2 separate regions of the Homo sapiens genome follow, and region 1 is linked to region 2. A link is an interaction called in ENCODE POLR2A ChIA-PET data of the cell type or tissue named here. Cell type or tissue: MCF 10A. All regions are shown on one strand. Each heading gives the region's core, and the rest is flanking DNA. Links, peaks and the distances in the headings are about the cores only. Region 1 holds the start of LOC124902629 (a long non-coding RNA gene). Region 2 holds the start of CTR9 (CTR9 component of Paf1/RNA polymerase II complex).

What was found. Peaks named below come from ENCODE experiments on the same cell type or tissue, not always from the same donor. Only the 100,000 strongest peaks of a DNase experiment are listed, where the experiment ranks them.
Region 1: POLR2A ChIA-PET joins it to region 2 with 10 read pairs; 3 of 35 experiments call an interaction of 5 or more read pairs at or near these places.

The regions. Positions count from the first base shown.
Region 1 is chr11:10,897,652-10,903,033 of GRCh38, reverse strand. LOC124902629 (a long non-coding RNA gene) reads left to right here and starts at 3,701. Exons shown (of 2, transcript XR_007062588.1): 1 at 3,701-3,902. LOC107984309 (a long non-coding RNA gene) reads left to right here. Exons shown (of 3, transcript XR_007062590.1): 3 at 2,855-2,893. RefSeq lists enhancers at 3,391-3,460, 2,613-3,812. In MCF 10A, for the core only: no CTCF peak of the experiment used is centred there; DNase peaks (open chromatin) are centred at 2,213, 2,573, 3,063 and 3,393.
Region 2 is chr11:10,748,695-10,754,076 of GRCh38, reverse strand. It overlaps CTR9 (CTR9 component of Paf1/RNA polymerase II complex), which reads right to left and starts at 2,831. Exons shown (of 25, transcript NM_014633.5): 1 at 2,620-2,831; 2 at 1,307-1,405. The coding sequence starts at 2,664. RefSeq lists enhancers at 2,944-2,993, 3,014-3,163, 2,962-3,462. In MCF 10A, for the core only: no CTCF peak of the experiment used is centred there; DNase peaks (open chromatin) are centred at 2,856 and 3,146.

The sequences.
Region 1 (5,382 bases), core at 193-5,192, 150 kb before region 2:
AAGCATGGATGGGCATTGGTCCTGCTGGACCAGCTAAATGCATGGGAGGAAGGGTGTTGCCCAAATCTGCATATCAGATAAAGTCTCACTCAGCTCCTGCCCGGCCGAGACCTCTACAGTCATACCACCCTGAACACGCCCGATCTCGTCTGATTCCCCAGATACAGATACACAATACATTTTATTTTTTATTTAAGGAAGTTACTTTACAGCTATAAGCAGCATCTAAAACAAAGAAGTGTATGTATCCACTCAGCTTCCCCCTTTATAGTAGTTTCTGAGATACAATATCATTTTTTCTATCTACTGTTGGAAAGTTTCTGAAGACTTTCTCTGAAAAGAAGCAGGCATGAATGATCCTTGGAGACACTGTGCTAAGTGAAATGGGCCAGACACAAAGGGACAAACGTTGTATGGTTCCACTTATACGATGTACCTAAAGTGGTTAAATTCTTAGAGACAGAAAATAGAATGGTGGTTGCCAAGGGCTGGAGGAAGGAGGAAATGGGGAGTTGTTGTTTAATGGATAGAATTTCAGTTTTGCAAGATGAACATGTTCTGGAGATGGATAGCGGTGATAATTGCACAACAGCGTAAATGTACTTAATGCCACTAAAGTATACACTTAAAAATGGTTAAATATGATCCAGTGGTCACACTACTTGGCATGTAACCAAAGGAAGGGAAATCAGTATATTAAAGAGACATCTGCACCCCCATGTTTCTAGCAGCACCACTCACATTAGCCGAGATATGAAATCAATCTAGGTGTCCAATAACAGATGAACGGATTTTTGAATGGTGGCACATATACACAGTGGAATACTACTCAGCCATAAAAAGAATGAATTCCTGTCATTCGCAGCAACATGGATGGAAGTGGAGGACATTATGTTAAGTGAAATAAGCCAGGAAGAGAAAGTTCAATACCACATATTCTCACTCATATGTGGAAGCTAAAAAAAAAAGAAAAAAAGAAAGTTGATATTAGAAGTAAAAAGCAGGCCGGGCACAGTGGCTCACACCTGTAATCCCAGCACGTTGGGAGGCCAAGGTGGGTGGATCACGAGGTCAGGAGATAGAGACCATCCTGACCATCCTGGCTAACACGGTGAAACCCCGTCTCTACTAAAAATACAAGAACAATATTAGCCGGGTGTAGTGGCGGGCGCCTGTAGTCCCAGCTACTCAGGAGGCTGAGGCAGGAGAATGGCGTGAACCTGGGAGGCGGAGCTTGCAGTGAGCCGAGATCCTGCCACTGCACTCCAGCCTGGGTGACAGAGGGAGATTCTGCCTCAAAAAAAAAAAAAAAAAAAAAAAAGAAGAAGTAAAAAGTAGAACAGAGGATACTAGAAGCTGGGAAGGGTAGTGTGGAGAGGGGCAGGGGAAAATTTGTTAAAGATACAGAATGACAGCTAGATAGGAGGAATATGTTGTAGTGTTCTATAGCATTGTAGAAGGACTATAGTTCACAATAAGAGAGAGACTCAAATAGCTAGAAGGATATTGAATGTTCCCAACACAAAGAAATGATAAATGTTTGAGGTGGAAGTCTATGCCAGTTACCCTGATCTGATCACTATATATTATATGTATCAAAACATCACTATGTACCCCATAAATATGTACAATTATGTGTCAATTTTAAAAATACAATTTTTAAAAGTATTTTGAAATAAAAAAATTTGTAATGTTTTAATGCTAAGTTTTATATTCTTATATGTTACTACTATGAAATGAATAAATAAATAATAAAAGAACATACGGACGACCCTGAAAAAAAAAAAAAAGAAGTAGCAGAAGCAGACGCAGAGGTGTTATGAGTGGAGTTGGGGGTTAGGTCAGCCTCAGAAAGCCAGAGAGAAGGGATTTGCCTGGAATACTGAAGAAGCTCTAGCCACAGATGAGGCTAAGTTGAGTGTGAAGAAGGCTGAAGAAAAGAAAAGGATTTTTTTTGTTTTGTTTTTGGCATGGCACATAGTAATAATTATCCCTCACAAGAATGTAGCATGTTAGTTTTCAAAACACTTCCATGAGTGATCTAACTTGCTGTCATGACAAGCAACCCCAAGTGAAGGGCAGGGGCTCAGAAAACCAGGGCCACTGAATGGGGAAAGCTGTTCCTTCCCAGTGCAAGCTCATAGCCTCCACGGGGAACTGACAGTCCATGTTGTCAGTAAGGAAACCGCAGCTCAGACAGGTGGACTGACTTGCCCCAAATCCCAGAGCTACTAACTAGCAGAGACTTGATCCTAGGTCTCTCAACTTCCAACCCACTGCTCTTTCCACAACCAGGTATGAATTAAAACAGAATGAAACAGGAAAAGTTAAACATAATTCTCGACCGCGTCGAAGAATGAAAGGATCCCTATTGTATGTTAAAACTCAAAAGACAGAAGTATATAATTTGGGGATATATTTTAAACTTTACACAATCCTCCCACCCCTAGCTCTGAGTAGGAAAAAGGGTAAAAACAGAATCTGGGGTGAGAAGTCATCTGACTCATCCATGATGTGGTAAAGAATCTGTAAGCAAACACCCTGCATTTATTTCAAGTACTGTGTCTCATTCTGCCAGCCCTGGCAGCCGGCCCACTGCTTGTGCTTCAGGGGCCCTCCTTTGGAGACGTGCTCAGAGCCCTATTTTAGGAGGACAGAAGTGGCCTAAAACATGTGGCCATTAAGCTAGAATTTTAAAGGACACACACACACACACACACACACACACACACACACGGACACAGCAAGCTATCTGGTAAGCTGGTGGTTAAGAATCCGAATGTGTGCTCAAGGCCCCTCTGACACAGGCAGCCTTATCCACAGAACTTCATCCCTGTGTTTTGGCCTGTTCCAGGAAGAGCCAGCAAAGTTGCCTGCAAGAGAGAGCACGTGGCCTGAGGGGTGAACCAGGGACAGCCTCTGAAGAGCGAAGGATTTATCTGAGCAGCCAAATGTCCACTGACAGACAGGTCTGTGTGTGCTAGAGAAACTTGTTCCACAGCTCAGATGAAAAACGTATTGTGGAATTCACCCACAAGGGGAAGTGAGTTAATGACTGGGGCGTTTCATCTTCTGCCTAGATGCGTCATAAAATCAACTTGTAAAGCCTGGCTCAGAAAATACATTTACTCTCCCAGATGTGGTTCCATATAGGGCTATGAAACATTTCAAAGAGTGATCGCTCACAGAGGAGTGCGTTCTTAGGCTTTCTCTGTGCTGGGAGTGGGGCCGGTGGCCTGAGCCTGACAGCCCATCCAGGCTGTGGTCAAATTTGCTGACAAGCAGCCCAAATCTGCCCAGAGCATCTGCTCACATCTGGGATTGTGACTCATCTGCCTCTGTCTCCCCCAGCACTATTCACTCACTCCTGCAGGCCTGAGCATGTAAGCCCCACGGTGCCCAGGGCCCAGCGCCCAGACTTGTCCCTCCACCCAAGCACCCATCACGGCTTGTCCTTATCTCCAACACTGCCTGCCCCTCCCATTTAGACTTGGTCTGCTTTCCCAGCTCCAGGTTCAGGGCAAACCATGCTTAGACCTTCTTGGACTCAGCCTGAGCTATCATAAGAGGTTCCCAGGCTAAAACACATGCACAGTCTCCTGCACAGTGGTGTCTGTTCTGGCCCTTTAAATTTAGCAGATCCACACTCCCACCACGCCCAGCTGGCCCACCAGAGTGAGCCACAGGCAACACATGTTCTAAACCAACCCTGTTCACCCTGGACCTACTATTTTTGCACTCACCTCCCTGGTTCTCAGATTTCTGGCTCCGGTTCCCAGCTGCCATAGCCCCTTTGGTCCCTTCACTTTGGTGACCCTTTAGGCTTCCCTTTTTAGACCACAGCTGTCACATGTTTCTGACTCAACTTGCTTCTGCCATGCCAGCGTCACCCCTGGTCTCAGGTGAGTACCCCATGATTCAGGCCCAGACCCTGAAGACCCCCTCCCCTGAGATCACTCCCAGAAGAGGCGGAGGGTGAGGGATTTGTTCCTGGGGTCCCTGCCTGGCTTCTCACCTTCAGCCTTGCGTTGTCTTTCAATTCCAGCACCTGGACTTCCCTGGTCATGCACCCGGGCATTGGCCTCAACTTAGGTCCTGATCCTCGGAGTCCCTCACTCACCTGGGACAGCTCTGTCCCGAACTCAGTTTCTGATTTCATGCTGGTCTTGCCCCAGTTACACCAACCCACCCCCCTCCCTATCTCATTGAGGTCAGAGTGGAGGAGGCTCTCAGGCTTCTGAAGGGAGGGAGGCAACACTGCCTCAAATGGAGCCCTGATGGGGCTCAGAGCCTGTGGGGAGTCTCACAGCTACCTGGGAATCTTTCTGTCCCTGGAGACAGCACAAGTCAAGGCACTTGAGGACTCTCAGTTGTGTGTAGGGAGGAGGATGCTGCTCCAAATAGCGCAGACAAGCATTCAGTTCTAAAACCTCAGAGCTCAGAGCAGCTGAAGAGCAGAGGCAGCCCTCTGGTCCCACATGGCTCACATTCTCTTCCTTGTCCGCCTGACTCCATGTGTGACTTTAGCAACATGTCTGTCGAGGATGTTCTACCCCTAGCCCCTGCACCAGCAAACAAATAAGTCCTCCCAAGGCTCCCCATGCCTGATGTCTCCATTCCCTCCACTCCAGAAGGAGCAGAAACAAGGGCCTGCTCCCCTCCTCCTCCTCTCCAGCCCTCATCACTCCCTTCCCTGGGGGCCAAGGCACTCAAAAACCATCTTCCCCTAAAAGCTCAGGGACTCACTTGGTTTTCTTTCCCAGAAGCCCTAAAGATAGTAGCTTTGCTTAATGAGAATGCCCCATGGTGAAATGGTGAGGACCAAGACTCTGGTGCCTGGTCCACAGGGGAATTCCAGCTCTGCCTCTTGCTAGTGATGAGACCCTAGACATGTGATGGAACTTCTCTATAGTGTTTCCTCATCTCTGAGGTTGGAAAACTAATGGTCCCCACCCCACTGCATTGCTGTGAGCCATATACGCATTAATTAGTGTAAAAATGGTGCCTCCATGTAATAAGTGCCGTGATGCACAAGCTCTCATTTATTGATTTTTCACTGTATGTGAGGCCTTACTCTAAATACCTTACATCCAATAATTCGTTTTTCCTAAGCAAAGTGAAATAGAGACAGAAGGATCATTTTATAATTCTAATTTAAATTATCATTAATATTTATTGCATAAGTTCCATCAACAGGAGTTGAAATGCATTGTTGAAATTCATCACAATATTTGCTACTTTAAAGAATCAAACTGTTTTTACTTTTTTTTCTTGTGCTCTCTCTCCTGGCCTTGTAAGGTTTATGCATAATAAATATTCATATCTGGTCAAAAAATAAACTAAGTTGTAAAAGGTTAGAGAATTTCCCTATCTGAACACGCA
Region 2 (5,382 bases), core at 108-5,107:
AAATAGAGAGACTCTGTCTCTATGTGGAATATCCACCACTTATTAACCACTGACTATTGGTCACATACCATGAAAGGAATTTCATACACATATTCTCTAATCTGTACAACCACTCTATGAGGTAGATGCTAACATCTCTATATTTTAAATGAGGACATATGCTCAGAAGTTAGATCATTTGTCTAAGGTCACATAGCTAGTTAGCAGCCATGCCGGGACTTGATCTAACCCCAAAGCCTACATTCTTTTCCCTGTAAAAATCTATATCCCACAATGTGTCATTAATTTATTCTACTACAGGTGCCATGCTAATCCTCCAATATTCTAATTTTTGTTTAAGTGCTGTTAAGGAGGGCATATGTACTTAAAAATATATATATATATAATATATATTATATATACATCTAAATTACCATCTGGTTTTAAAAAAAATGTGTGTGACAAGGAGGCTTGGTCTCCATGGAATAAGAAAAGTTGGCACTTCAAGTCAAGAAGGCACTGCTTGTCACTGAAAATACTTCTCTGTAAATCCACATCTAAAAGGAAGAAACTCTTAGAGCAGTCTTGAGCACTGGATATAAGCCCAATTCCAGACCTATTTCTCTGACTCTTCAAGACAATATTAGGAGCCTCTTCTGTATGTTTGTATGAAAGCAATGTGGCATATCTACTTAGGAATAATGACTGTAACATTTATATTACCTATTCCTATAAAAAGAAAACATCATTATGCAGCTGATGCTGGCAAGTAGAGGATATAGAATTTTAGGGTTTCTGATTGGATTTTCTTGAGAATCTCCAGTAAGATTCACATTGAAGGAGACTAAATAGGACAAAAAACATAAGTCTGAGATAAACTTCACCCAAAAGAACTTTTGTGATTTTGGGTGAAGTGATTTTCCCAGAACCTAATCACATTCTAGAATATTTTAAGGGAAGTGTTTTGTTGTTATAGGAAACAATGTTAAGCAGCAATGTTCACACAGAAGCACTTCGCTTCTTTTCAGCTTATCTATAAACCATAAGCCAGCCTTCACTGAACAAGCACTAAATAATAAAATATTCAATATAGAGTACTACTTAAATGAATTTTGCCTTTACCAACATATACTAATTCACCAGTAGAGCAGCATATCATTTAGGAAAACGGCCTTATTGTTCCATAAATTATTAACACAATTAACTTCCATACACATGGTATAACTAATCTACCATGCAGCCAAGCTGGCTATTACTATATCTGAAAACAGAAACTACATATTTTCCTAGTCAACAAATAAAAAATATTTGCTACATGAATACTGACCGCCAAAGCAATCCATATGTGCAGTTGTGTGTGTTCCTGTTTCAGAATACTGATAACTTCATCTCCCTCCGGTAACTGATCGAAGTCAAGTTCAATGACCTAAAATACAAAAGGTAGGTCTTAACTCTTATTCCACTTTAAAATTCACATTTCATCTTTGCTGCTTTTCGTGAATATAATCAACATGCATATACATAGAGTACGTGTTCACTTTCAATACGGTTGAGCTAATCCATGTTAATGTTTAAGGAGCACATGACGAATAGGTTATACTATAATAAAGTTAAAGCACAGAGAAGCAAACAAACCCTGCTACTTGTCCCCAGATCACTGGAACTATAAAATACTAGAAATGGTCTGCTTACTAAAAAATAACAAAACAAAATCCTACTTAACATAGAATCCAAGTAAAGTGCAGATAAGCACCCTAGAGACTATTATGCCATAGGTCTGACTCCTTGAGATGCATGACCCTACAAGCCATGCAAAGTTGAATGCCACTGCACACATTAATCATGGAGGTGGCACCTGCGTGTAACAGACAGTCCTGACTGTAAGCACAAAAATAATAATAGGAAAATGTCCTGGAATTAGAGGTAATGACTATACAACTTTGCGAATACACTAAAAACCACTGAATTTTATACCTCAATATTATATCTCAAACAAAAAAAATAAAAATAAAAGATATACAAGAAGACTGAACATCAAAGCTGAGAGCTTTACTCAGACAAGCCACAGGCCACCCATGAATGAGACATAGGTAAGCGAGAGGAGGTTAAATTTTATCAGCACACAGGGGCGGCTAAATCTTGGGATATCTCGTTGAAGGAGAGTTGGTGTAGAGAACACAGCGCACCATGACAGACTCGAGTTTCTAAGGGAGAAGAGGCGACCTCCTATATATTCCCAGGGAAAGATCTCGAGTTTGAGCAGCAAGCATATAAACCCCGGAAACATCAGCGCCCACCTCTGTAATCTGCGAGGTGTTTTACAGTTTATCGGGTACTCTCACACCTCTGCTCCCGTGGGTTGGTTAGGAAAAGAGTAGCGCACTGTCAAATTCGAACAGGCTGGAGAGGAACTTTCAAGAACTCCTTCTCCGAGTGGCCCTGAGGCTGCAGAGACGCGGTGCCCCCAGCCTGAGAGGGCACAGGGGCTGAAGAAGATGATGATCAGACCTTGGCCAGGTATTTCGATCAGGGCTCTTAGGGAAGGAGGATGCTCTCGCTTCAGAAACGAAGTCGAGCGAAGTCGGTGGGGGCGATCGTACAAGTTCATGGCCCCCACCCGCCTCCATACACGACACTTACCTCGTCAGTGTCCCGGAGGGGAATCTCGATGGAGCCCCGCGACATGATGGGGTCAAAAGGCGAGCAAGTGTCTCGCCCCGCCGCTCCGCAGCCGGTAGTCTCCGCTTCAGGCTAATCCAGAGGTGAGTGACGGCTCCGGCTCTGGTCTTGACTGCCGCCCCGCGGCGCCGCTGGAGCTCTGGCTTCTCCTTCCCGTCAGCCGCTTAAACAACGAGCAGCGGACGGCGGACGGCCACTTCCGGCGACCCCGCCCCCTGTCCCGGAAGCACTCCCGGGGGAGCGTGCCCTACGCGAGCTCAGCTTGTGGCTCCGGTGTTTCCGTTTTGGGGTTGGCGGCTCCGAAGCTTTTGTTGGCGTGTCGGCTGTAGGGTGCCCCGAGAGCCTGCAGGACCTTCGGAACCATCTGGCGTCTGACTCTCCTCAGCGCTGGCGCGGCCCCGAATGAAAACTTGGAAGGCGTAGCCGCTTGGTCCCGCGGTGGGCGGGGCCCCTGCCTGACGTGGACCTCTCGGGATGGGCCTGGCCAATCCTGTTTTCTTCCCAAGATTGTTAGGGATAATTCAGTCATTCGTTTCGCAACCCATCTTTTGGCCCCCGTTAGGTGTAAGTCATACCTGTGATACCTTTGTGACTAGTTTAAATAAAAAAATTTACAATTAATTCGGTAATCATTGTGATAATTCATGTCTTATTTTTTTTAGTTCTTCGAAGCATGTAAGAAGATCTAGTATATTTGTGATTTAAGTAAAATTGCAGATGAGGCCAGGCGCGGTGGCTCACGCCTGTAATCCCAGCACTTTGGGAGGCCAAGGCGGGCGGATCATCTGAGGTCAGGAGTTCGAGACCAGCCTGACCAACATGGTGAAAACCCGTCTATACTAAAAATACAAAAATTAGCCCGGCGCGGTGGTGGGCGCCTGTAATCCCAGCTACCAGGGAGACTGAAACAGGAGACTCGCTTGAACCCGGGAGACGGAGGTTGCGCTGAGCCGAGATCAGCCACTGCGCTCCAGACTGGGGATCGATCGAGACTCCACCTCAAAAAAAAAAAAAAGAGGAAATTAATTTTAGTAATATATTTTATTTAACGTAATATATCCAAAATCTCATTTCAACATGTAGTCAATATAAAAATTCAGATAATTTTTACATTTTTTTATACTGAGTCTTGAAAATTCGATATGTATTTCACATGCATACACTGATCTCAGTTGCCTGATTTTAATTGGAAATATTGGATCTGTGTTTAGATTTTATAAAGTTTGCAGTTGAAAAAATAGGTTCACACACTTTAGTTTTTCCAAAATTTAAATTAAAAAAATTCCTAATTAAATTCCTTAATTGGATTAGTCATATTTCAAGTGTTCAATAGCCACATGTGGTTAGTGAATACTGCATTGGATGGCATCAGACAGTATTTCCCAGAAATACTGTTTAATATATTTTAAAGTTTATAAAGTAAGCATTAAACAAAAGTACACATAGTGGTGATTGTTATTCTCCATGCCCAAAAGCCTCCCTGATATTAAAAACTCTATTGATAGGTTTGGTTTTTCAGTTATTCGCATCCAAAGGCATCATACCTGATAATGCAGAGTGCTATGATTGAATAGTTGGGGCACTCAGTTTAGAGTGGGATTTGGAGGAAGTGACATTTAAGTTGCATCTGGGAAAATGAGTAAGGTTTGGCAGGTAAAGTATGTAGGGGAATGTGTACCAGACAGAGGGGACGGCATGTTGGGGAAGAGCTTTGAGAACCTGCAAGAAGGTCATGTGACTAGAATGTAGAAAATGAGGGGGAGAGTGGCATGAGTTGAAGCTGATATAAGAAGTACCCAGACATGCTGGGGTTTATGCTTATAAAGCAAAACTGACATCTTGTCCTGTTTCCAAAATGAGTGAGTGTACATATTACTTCCCACAGGAAAAACAAAATACTTTGTGTTCTGAAATAAACCGTGAAACAACAGTATCACACTCTGTAGTCTCCAAAGTGAACAAAACTTTCAGCATTTCCCATATATTACTGACTCTCTTACAGTTTAATTGCTGACTTTTGTACTGCTACAGTCTGAAGATATGTGGGAGCTTGGGGTCATATGGCAATCATATGAGAAAATTGCTCTTTTCTCACCATGAAGCAACTAACTGTAAACCTTGGTGTGTGTTCATTTGATGTATCAGTCCTTCTAAAGCGTAAATTCACCTGTATACTTTTGCAAGTGTTTTTGTAAGTAAACTTTTTTTCTAAATGCTTTTGTCCTTCAGAATTTCTTTTGACTTAGTATATATTAATGATTTGGGGTTTTATCTTACATGCAAAGTGATTGAAATGCTTTAAGTGATGTGTATGTGTCAATGAGAGGGAGAAAGAATAAAAGAGAATTGGTTTTGGCCAGGCACGGTGGCTCATGCCTGTAATCCCAGTACTTTGGGTGGCCGAGGTGGCCTATCACATGAGTTTAAGAATTCAAGACCAGTCTGGGCAACATGGTGAAATTTGTCTCTACTAAAGATACAAAAATTAGCTGGGTGTGGTGGTGCACGCCTGTTATCCCAGCTACTCAGGAGGCTGAGGCATGAGAATCACTTGAGCCCCAGAGGCGGAGGTGAAGGTTGCAGTGAGCCAAGATCATGCCGGTGCACTCCAGCCTGGGCGACAGAGTGAGACTCTGTCTGAAAAAAAAAAAAAAGAATTGGTTTTAAAAGATTGTTCTGGCTATGTTGTGAAAGATGGATTGGAAAGTGTCTCGAGAGGATGTG